2 separate regions of the Homo sapiens genome follow, and region 1 is linked to region 2. Evidence: chromatin contacts called from ENCODE POLR2A ChIA-PET data. All regions are on one chromosome and are shown on one strand. Each heading gives the region's core, a stretch centred on a gene start or an enhancer-like site at or near the end of the contact. The rest is flanking DNA. Distances are from core to core; before and after follow the strand shown. Region 1 holds the start of COX20 (cytochrome c oxidase assembly factor COX20). Region 2 holds the start of FAM89A (family with sequence similarity 89 member A).

What was found. ChIA-PET counts read pairs that join two places held with the same protein, here RNA polymerase II (POLR2A).
Region 1: POLR2A ChIA-PET joins it to region 2 with 10 read pairs in T-cell. The contact joins the promoter of COX20 here to the promoter of FAM89A in region 2. POLR2A ChIA-PET finds 5 or more read pairs at or near these places in 2 of 52 experiments (T-cell and naive thymus-derived CD8-positive, alpha-beta T cell).

What each region holds. Positions count from the first base shown.
Region 1 is chr1:244,832,546-244,837,172 of GRCh38, reverse strand. COX20 (cytochrome c oxidase assembly factor COX20) reads right to left here and starts at 1,515. Exons shown (of 4, transcript NM_198076.6): 1 at 1,417-1,515. The coding sequence starts at 1,458. RefSeq lists silencers at 1,162-1,451, 1,492-1,541, 1,782-2,121 and enhancers at 1,622-1,741, 2,282-2,341, 2,845-3,604.
Region 2 is chr1:231,037,435-231,041,685 of GRCh38, reverse strand. It overlaps FAM89A (family with sequence similarity 89 member A), which reads left to right and starts at 1,432. Exons shown (of 2, transcript NM_198552.3): 1 at 1,432-1,765. The coding sequence starts at 1,475. RefSeq lists silencers at 1,271-1,380, 1,641-1,690, 2,331-2,410 and an enhancer at 2,073-2,754.

The DNA.
Region 1 (4,627 bases), core at 266-2,765, about 14 Mb before region 2:
TTTGCTACTTACTGATGGGCCAGTTAAATAGGTCAATGTTGATCCTCTTTTAAGTTTTTTTTTTTTAATTTCCAATGGATTAAACCACCTTTATGACCTTTAAAAACAGCAGTTATCTCCTACCAAAAGTCCCATTCAGGATTCCAGTGTTTATCACAAAACTGAATCTAGGATTTACTGTGTGTATGCAAAGATCTTTTTTTTTTTTTAAACACTAAGCTTATTCCAGATGGGCAGTGTATGGGACAGTAAAAACAGATAAGGCACCAGTAGTACGTAAACTGACAACCTGTTGGATATTAAGTATGAAAACAATTTATACAATATTTGTTAATATTAACCATATGATCTGATGTCATGGCCAAATTTGGATGGAAGCCCACCAGAGAAGCAAGCAAGAGCAAGAAGTGAGCAGAATTTCCAAGCTGGGAGAATATCTTAAGTATATATTAGGAGCCATTTAGCACACAGTGGGTCTTCTATAAATATTTGCTCGTGATTAGCCAATGTTACGATCTCCCTAGTTTATATTAAACTTTTTTCCTCTTGCATTATTCTTTTCTGAATACCTGTTCTGCCCTGAGGATATAAATTAGGTTCCCTGCTCTTAATAAGGAGCCCAGGAAAAGAGGAAAACAAGATCATTTATTACCTTCCAATATGATAAATGTAACGACGTACAAGATGCCTGGGAAGATGGGGAAAGTACGTAAGTCAGCTTTGGTGAAACACAGGAGCCCTTCCAGGGAGAGCGCTTGGTTTAGCTTTACTATACCAAGAATTTGGGTTTTATCCTTAAAGAGATAGGATGGGCTGCTACGACTGGATGTTAGGCAGAGGAATGAAAACTGTCCAGTTTACAGGCTGGAAAGGGCCAGCGGACAATAGTGGAAGGTGGATTCAGGAGAGTATGGAGACAGGGACACCAGCTAGGGAGGCTACTGGTGATGGGGAAGAAATCTTAACCCTTCATCTCATCGTAGTACAATCAAGTCATCCCTCAGCAATTACTCCTATGTTAAATGTGATGAATACAACGTGTTAAAGACAAGGCACCTGTCCTCAACGGAGCTTTAATCTCTACTATTAGCCTTTACTAACAAATTACAGTGCAGTGCCCTTAGCAGCAAAATTTTCTCGCCAAAGATTCAGTATTGTTAGCTTATTTCATAATGACCTGTAGTAAGTCATTAGTACTACTGGTCCCCTCCTCCCCCTAGTTTTGGTCAATTTTGTCCCGGCCACTTAGATTAAAATGTTGGAGGCTTGGGATAAGGACTAGGAACAGTTAAAATAGTTTCAAGCCCATGGGTGGCAGAGAAGCCAGTGACACGTGCTCCGGGCCTAGGAGCTCCGCGGAGAACGTCCTTACCCACCGCCCACCCGCGGCGCGCGCCCCGCCGACCCCCAGGTTACCTTCCTCTCCTCGGGCTCACCGGGCTCCGGCGGGGCGGCCATGAGGACTACTCCGCGACTCCACCCGCCCTGCACCGCCGGGGTCGCGGAAGCAGAAGCCCGGCTGGCCGCGCCCCTCCCCGTCCCGCCCCCACGCGCCGCCGCCTCCCGCCCTGTTCCGACGCGCCGGCCGCCATTTTAGGGAATGTTCCTAACGCTCCGCAGTGGCCGCACGGGGCCGGGCTGTCATGTCCTTTGTTCCGTCGAACGGGTCACACTTTCTTCCAAGCTCGGCACACAGCCTGCAGGGGCGGGAGAGCGGAAGGAGATGGGTTCGGAAAACAAACCGACTCCTAGATTCCTGGCGAGGTGGGGGCGTAACCGAGCCAGACAGCCCCGCTTCCCGCGCCAGCCCCCTGCTCCGCCCCAACCGCCATTTCTAACCGTCTCCGGCGCGCGTGCTCACACGCACGAGCCTCGGGCGCGCGCCGAGGGGCGGGGCCGCTGCTTTGTCCTGCGGGGTGGGCCCCACCGCGGGGGTCGGCCCGGCCCCAGCCCCCAGCCCGCCCCAGCCCACCGACCCGGAAGGCGCTCCGCGCTGGCTCGGCGGCCCTCGTCCCCTAAGTGTCCTTTGTCCTTCCGGCCACGGGACGAGCCCTTGGTGCCGGGGCAGCCCCACTCTGCACCAGCAGCCATTTAGTCCCCCGCGCCTGCCTTGCGCAAACGGGGCTCCCACGCCCACCCCACTTCCTCCCTTTTATAGTTTCATTACTAAGTGGCTTTAACATAGAACCGCGCAGTTCGCCTAAAGGAGACTGGGGACAAAATGGAGGGAGCAGCTCGCTAATGAACATGCGTCAGCACGTTGGTGTCCGCGGAGAGGGCGCGCGTGTGGCGAAGTCTTCCGGCGTCCCCGAAGGAAAAATGCCTCTGCAACGTGCATTTTTGATGTGAAGTCGTGTTCCACGTTTCACTCCTCCCTAAGACTGCGACATAACGTGAAACAAAATACTGCATATTGTCGAGCTCAATGGAGAACGCGTGCATGCAGGGTCGAGCCCATTTTTCAGCCATCAAAATAATACAATGCAATTTTTTCTAGTATTTATAATTTTTCCCCTTTAACTTTATGCCTCCTTTATGTACTTCTACATTTCACGTTTAGGTTATATGTAACCTAAGGGCACTCCTTAGGAAACTGGACTTGTAGAATATGTCATTGTGCAAAGTCATGCTGCTTCGAATTATGCTGCGCGCTGGCACACAGCAAGCGCTCAGTGTTAACGATGTCGAATTCATATTAAGTACTGTTCATTGGGCGTTTTCTTACTCCGTAAGGACCTTACTTGCATGCCCATTTGATACCTTTCTACAATCCCAGTAAAATACACAGTTAAGGTTGTGTATTTATGTGTCACATTTTTTTTTTTGAGGTTTTTTTTTGCGGGGGCGGGGGGGGTTTTTTTGTTTTTGTTTTTGAAATTGTAGTTAGAAACTACATACTGTGCCGGGCGCGGAGGCTCACGCCTGTAATCCCAACACTTTGGGGGCTGAGGCGGGCGGATCACGAGGTCAGGAGTTCGGGACCAGCCTGGTCAACTTGGTGAAACCTCGCCTCTACTAAAAATACAAAAATTAGCCTGGCGTGGTGGGGGGCGCCTGTAATCCCAGCTACTCGGCAGCCTGAGGAAGGAGAATAGCTTGAAAACGGAAGGCGGAGGTTGCAGGGAGCCGAGATCGTGCCACTGTACTCCAGCCTGGGAGAAAGAGCGAAACTCCGTCTGGGCGGGGGGAGAAACTACATACTGCTCTACTGTTTGCTAGGGAAAAGAAAAAAAGTCACCCTACTGGTGATATCCTGCCAATTCTGGATTCTCTGCTGAAATTATAATGCTAACTATGCTTTGAACTCCGGATCTGAAAGGCCGTGTTGAAGGTAGTAATATTCCATGAAGGAGGGGGAAATCCTTTTGAAGTCATTGTTGATTATGTTGTAAAAGGAAAACTGGAAAAGTACCAGCTAAAACACCACCGAGTCATCCTATTTTATTTTTATTATGACTTTGAAAATTTGCTAGAGTAGACATTGTTGGGGTCTATTTCATTTGTCTTTGAAAAGTATTTTCATAAGGATGATTTATTTTTTATTTTTTATTTTTTTTGAGACAGAGTCTCACTTTGTCGCTCAGGCTGGAGTGCAGTGGCGCAATCTCAGCTCACTGCAACCTCTGCCTCCCGGGTTCAAGTGATTCTCCTGCCTCAGCTTCCTGAGTAGCAGCTGGGATTACAGGCGCCTGCCACCACACCCGGCTAATTTTTGTATTTTTAGTAGAGAAAGGGTTTCACTATGTTGGCCAGGCTGGCCTCAAACTCCTGACCTCAGGTGATACGCCTGCCTCTGGTTTCCAGAGTGCTGGGATTACAGGCGTGAGCCACTGCGCCTGGCCTATTTTAAAATTTTTATTTTCACAAAATTGCATATAATATTTCCATTTTTAATTGTTTAACAGTTATAGAAAGGAAAGTAAAAATCTCAGTTCTTTCTCTCCTTTTTAAGGTAAATATAACTAACAGTTTGATGTCTCTCTTTTCAAACTCTTCTTTATCCTTCTTAAAAACAATTATTTGTAGAGACGGGAGGTGGGGGATGGTGTGTCACTTTGTTGCCCAGGCTGGTCTCAAACTCCTGGACTAAAGTGATCCTCCTGTCTCACCCTCCCAAAGTGCTGGGATTACAGACATGAGCTATGGCACCCGGCTTTTTCTTAATTAAATATTATTACACGAGGCCGGGCACGGTGGCTCATGCCGGTAATCCTAGCACTTTGGGAGGCCGAGGTGGGTGGATCAGCTGAGGTCAGGAGTTCAAGACCAGCCTGGCCAGCATGGCAAAACCCTGTCTCTACTAAAAATACAAAAATTAGCTGGGCATGGTGGCACACACCTGTAATCCCATCTTGGGAGGCTGAGGCAGGAGAATCGCTTGAACCCAAGAGGTGGAGGTTGTGGTGAGCCGAGATCGTGCCATTGCACTCCAGCCTGGGCAGCAAGAGCGAAACTTCGTCTCAAAAACAAAAAAAAATTATCCCACGAATACCTATATTTTGTCTTAATTAAAACAACACTGGAATATATGGGGTAAATAATGAAAGGCTCTATGTCACACTTGCCTCCACGCTTATGTATACATGTATCTGTATGTGATACACGCTGAAATGACACTGTACCACAT
Region 2 (4,251 bases), core at 183-2,682:
CCCCTTGAATGTAGCTAGAAAATTAAATCCCTTTATAATTAAAGCCAATAATGAATGGGCATTAAAGTTATCCAATCTATACACTGCATTAGTTTTTAATCTGCGGTTGGGCTGTAGCGTTTACTTCTTGATCTTTTCTATCTCTAATCTGGTTATAACTGCCTGTCATTTTTACTTTTCCTGGGAGGGGCAGAGTCTCTCTCTCTCTTCTCTTTTCCTCTGAGGTGTGCGTCGTGTTTATTTTTGCCTGAGCTGATGGATAATTTCCGAGATTTAATCCCTTTCTCTGGTTTCCTGACATTTCCACTTAGAGTTACTCTTGTGTTTATGGCCAGAATGAAAGGCATGTTTACTAGTGTTTTGAAGTTTCAAAAGTGGGTCTGGCGTTCTTGCTGACTGCTGCGGGTACTGCTGGACAAGGCCGTGCTGAGAAGGCCAGCGCGCCCGGCGGCAAGGAGCGACCTGCCCGGGTCTGGGGCCCCCAGCCGCCCCCCGCGGCGAGTGGGAGGCAGCAGGAGGCGGGCTGGATTCCGCCCTCGGGGAGGGCCGGGGGTCCTGGGACCAGAGCCAGGCCTCCTGCCCTCGACGTCCTGCCGGTTGTGAGCCAGAGCCTCGGTACCCCCACCCCCTGCAACGGCCTGCTTCGTGGGATCTGAAGCTGGGCCGCCCCCTGGGCAGGGCAGGGATCGGTGAGGCAAGGAGCTGAGGAGCGCTGGCAGGTAAGGGGGAAGTCTGGAGCCGGGTTGGAGGTGAGCGGGCGTTGAGGGGTGGGACAGAGGGAGTGGAGACGGGGCTGGGGGCGAGCCAGTGAACTGGGGGTGGCACAGAGGAGGTGGGAGCAGAGATGGGGGTGATCCGGAAGCCTGGGGTGGGGGGTGAGTGGGTTCGGAGCTGAGGGTGAGCCAGTGAGCTGAGGGTGGCACAGAGGGCGTGGGGGCGGAACTGGGGGTGAGCCGGGAAGCTGGGGGTTGGCACAGAGGAGGTGGGGACAGAGATGCGGGTGAGCCGGGAAGCTGGGGTTCGGGGTGGCGCGGGTGAGAGGGTTCGGAGCTAGGGGTGAGCCGGGAAGCTGGGAGGTGGTTCAGAGGAGGTGGGGACAGAGATGGGGGTGAACCGGGAAGCTGCGGGTCGCGGGGGGCTTAGTAGGTTCGGAGCTAGGGAGTGGCACAGAAGGGTTCGTGACGGGGCTGGAGGTGAGTCGGGGGGTTAGAGGGTAGTCACGCGGAGTTGGAGATGAATTAGGGCGCTGGAGGGGCGCGAGGGAGGAGGAGACCCGGGTGGAGGCGAGCCCGGCTGCTGGACGCGGACGCCACCCGGACCCGGGGCCCGCGCAGGGGCCTCGAGGAGAGGGGGCGGGGCCGGGGGGGCGTGGCGCGGGAGGGGAAGTGGGCGGGGCACCGCCGGGAAGGGGGCGGGCCGGGGGAAAGCCTTGGTTCGCTGCAGCGGGGCAGGCGCGTGGCCGGGCCGCGGCGCGATGAGTGGGGCCCGGGCGGCGCCCGGGGCCGCGGGCAACGGCGCGGTCCGGGGGCTGCGGGTGGACGGGCTGCCCCCGCTGCCAAAGAGCTTGAGCGGGCTGCTGCACTCGGCGTCGGGCGGCGGCGCGTCTGGGGGCTGGCGGCACCTGGAGCGGCTGTACGCGCAGAAGTCGCGCATCCAGGACGAGCTGAGCCGCGGGGGCCCGGGCGGCGGCGGGGCCCGGGCGGCAGCGCTGCCCGCCAAGCCTCCCAACCTGGACGCCGCTCTGGCGCTGCTCCGCAAAGAGATGGTGAGTGGGGCTCCGCGAGCTGGGGCTCTTCCCGGCCGGGCTCGCCGTCCCGGGAAAGTTCGCGGGGACCGCGCTCTGTCCGGAAGTCCCCGCGCCCACCCGCCCTTTCGGGCTCCTCCGCCCCAGGCGCCGGCGCCGTCCTCCCAACGACCCCCATTTTTCTCGCGTGCTCCGTGCCCACGATTGGAACCCCCGCGGGAGAGCCCCGCGCGCAGAGGGCGGCTTTCTTATGCCCGGCGCCCTCAGTCCGGCCCCGCTGGCTCGGAAACCTGGGCGCCCGGAAGCGCTGTGCGGGGTTCGTGCCTGGCCTGGGGGCGGGGGCGGCCTTGTCACCTCTCCCCGAGTGAAACAGACCTTCCCGGTGGGGGAAAGGCTTTCACAGCGGCCCAACGGATTAACGCGATTGCGTTTTCCTACCACGAAGAGGACAACTTTTGTCCGCCGCCAGTGTAGACAGCAGATTGGAACAGCCCGGCCCCCTTTCCGGCGCCCCAGGCCGCGCGTCCGTGATCCGATTACCGCGGGATGGCCCCGGCGCACAGATGGCTGCGAAAGCAGACGCGCACCCCGGGCGAGGGAGGCGGCCGGGTCCCTCAGCCCCGCGAAGCTGATTGCCCAAACCCTCTTGAGAAAGGTGGGAGGTGGCTGTCCTCCCGGTCTGGGTGCTGTCCATGTGAGTTCTTCGCCTTGTGTCTAAGCTCCATACCATGGGCTCAGTGTTTCTCTGTGCTTGGGAAGTACATTAGCTGTTTGTGGACCAGAACACACATGATTTAGGGTGACGCTAAAAGTAGGACAAGGGCAGGGATTTAGGCAACAGCGAGTCTTTCCCCAGCTTTCTCGGCCAGGCGTAGGCCAGGCAAGAAGAAATCAAAAACTTTTCCTCTTTTCTACCATCTTACTGGCCCCCATCACCTCCTCCCAATCCCCTCGTTTTAAAAGCCTCCCTTTCCATTCACCTCGTCCAGGTTGTCTCCTTTCCCTATAGGTAAATTGTTAAGAAATCTAACATTAGGAAAGCTGCCTTTTCCCAAAACTAAATTTGCCAAAAAATAAATTGTTATAGGAATCTTTTAAATATGTATCTAGTGCATTTAAGATATTGTTTAGAAAAATTCAGGGTATGCATACTTTTTTTTCAGGAGCATTATCTGTTCTGAAAACTAAGACTTAATTGAATTCAGAAAGCAGCCTTAACACTTTTAATCAAAGAGATATTGTCTTCCTACTCTGTAGCTGGCATTGAAGTGATTTCCAATTCTCACTGAAAAGATTTTCTAAGCTTCTTACAGAACCACTTAAATTCCAAGCCAACCGTTTTTAATTTATTAAAAAACATTCATTGACATAAGCATCACACAGCTGGTGAACTGCATTTTAATTAGATAAATCTACACGTAGTGTGTTTACAGTCTGAACTTGGACATAGCAGAACCACGGGGGTGAAGTAGGAAGATCATCTTTGATTATTTAAATTCCATACTTGAGCAAGAGATAGAAAAACCTCGGGGCCGCTCCTGTTGTGAAGCTGTGGTTTATAAACATGCTCTGGAGTCTTGCTATGGTGGCTTGGGAGTCAACGTGCCATTCCCAGAAGTATTTTTCCAGGTCCCTCCTGGTGTGACTGAAGCACAACCACATCCGTATAATTACGCCTTGGACCAGAGCTCTCTGTAAGCCTATTTGAAGCACAAGAAAAATAAACAGCCATCTTTGGTCTGCCTGGTATTTAGCTGAGATAAAGATAAGATATGGCTGCAGGTTTTGACAAGTTCCTTTCAAGAAATGTCACAAGGCCTTTAAAGTTGCCCAGAGAATCTTTCGGCTTTTTAATTGATTTACTGACTTGGGGCCATGGGGTCTGAGTGGACAACTCAAGCTGAGACTCCCTCTGGGGAGGCCTTGCAAAACAAGAACTGGGAGTTCATTCCTGAGATATCTGCAAAATAGTTTGTGTTGATCTGTTTAAATTGAAGGCCTGACGTCAAATCTGTGGCAGGGGACATAACTAGATGTCATGGTAGAATGTGATAAATGCCTTAAAGAAATTTTTTTTTTTAAAGCAAGCATAGAAAGAGGGGCAACTTCTAATAGGGACAGGGAGCAGGGTGGTGTGGAAGACCTCAGAAGGCGACAGAATTTCGACAAGGGAAAGAGGCACCAGGAAGGTAGCTGCGGAGCTGGAACTGGGAGTGCGCCAGTTTGAAATGTGAGCAAGAAGGGCCTGGGCAGGTGGACCGAGTGGACTCTGAGAAGCCTGAGTAGCAAGGATGGGCATTCAGCAGGAGAATGGTATTATCCCAGTTGGACTTTGAAGAAATGAATTCTACAGCAGGGTGCAGAAGGGAGAGCTGGACTTTGGAGGCTCAACAGGAAGATGAGAGGTGTTCATGGGAGAGGTGATGGAGTCCCCAGCAGGGTAGGGGGCTTGCTAATGTGAAACAAGACTCATGTGGGAGACACTTTTCTGAAGCCGAAGCTGGAGG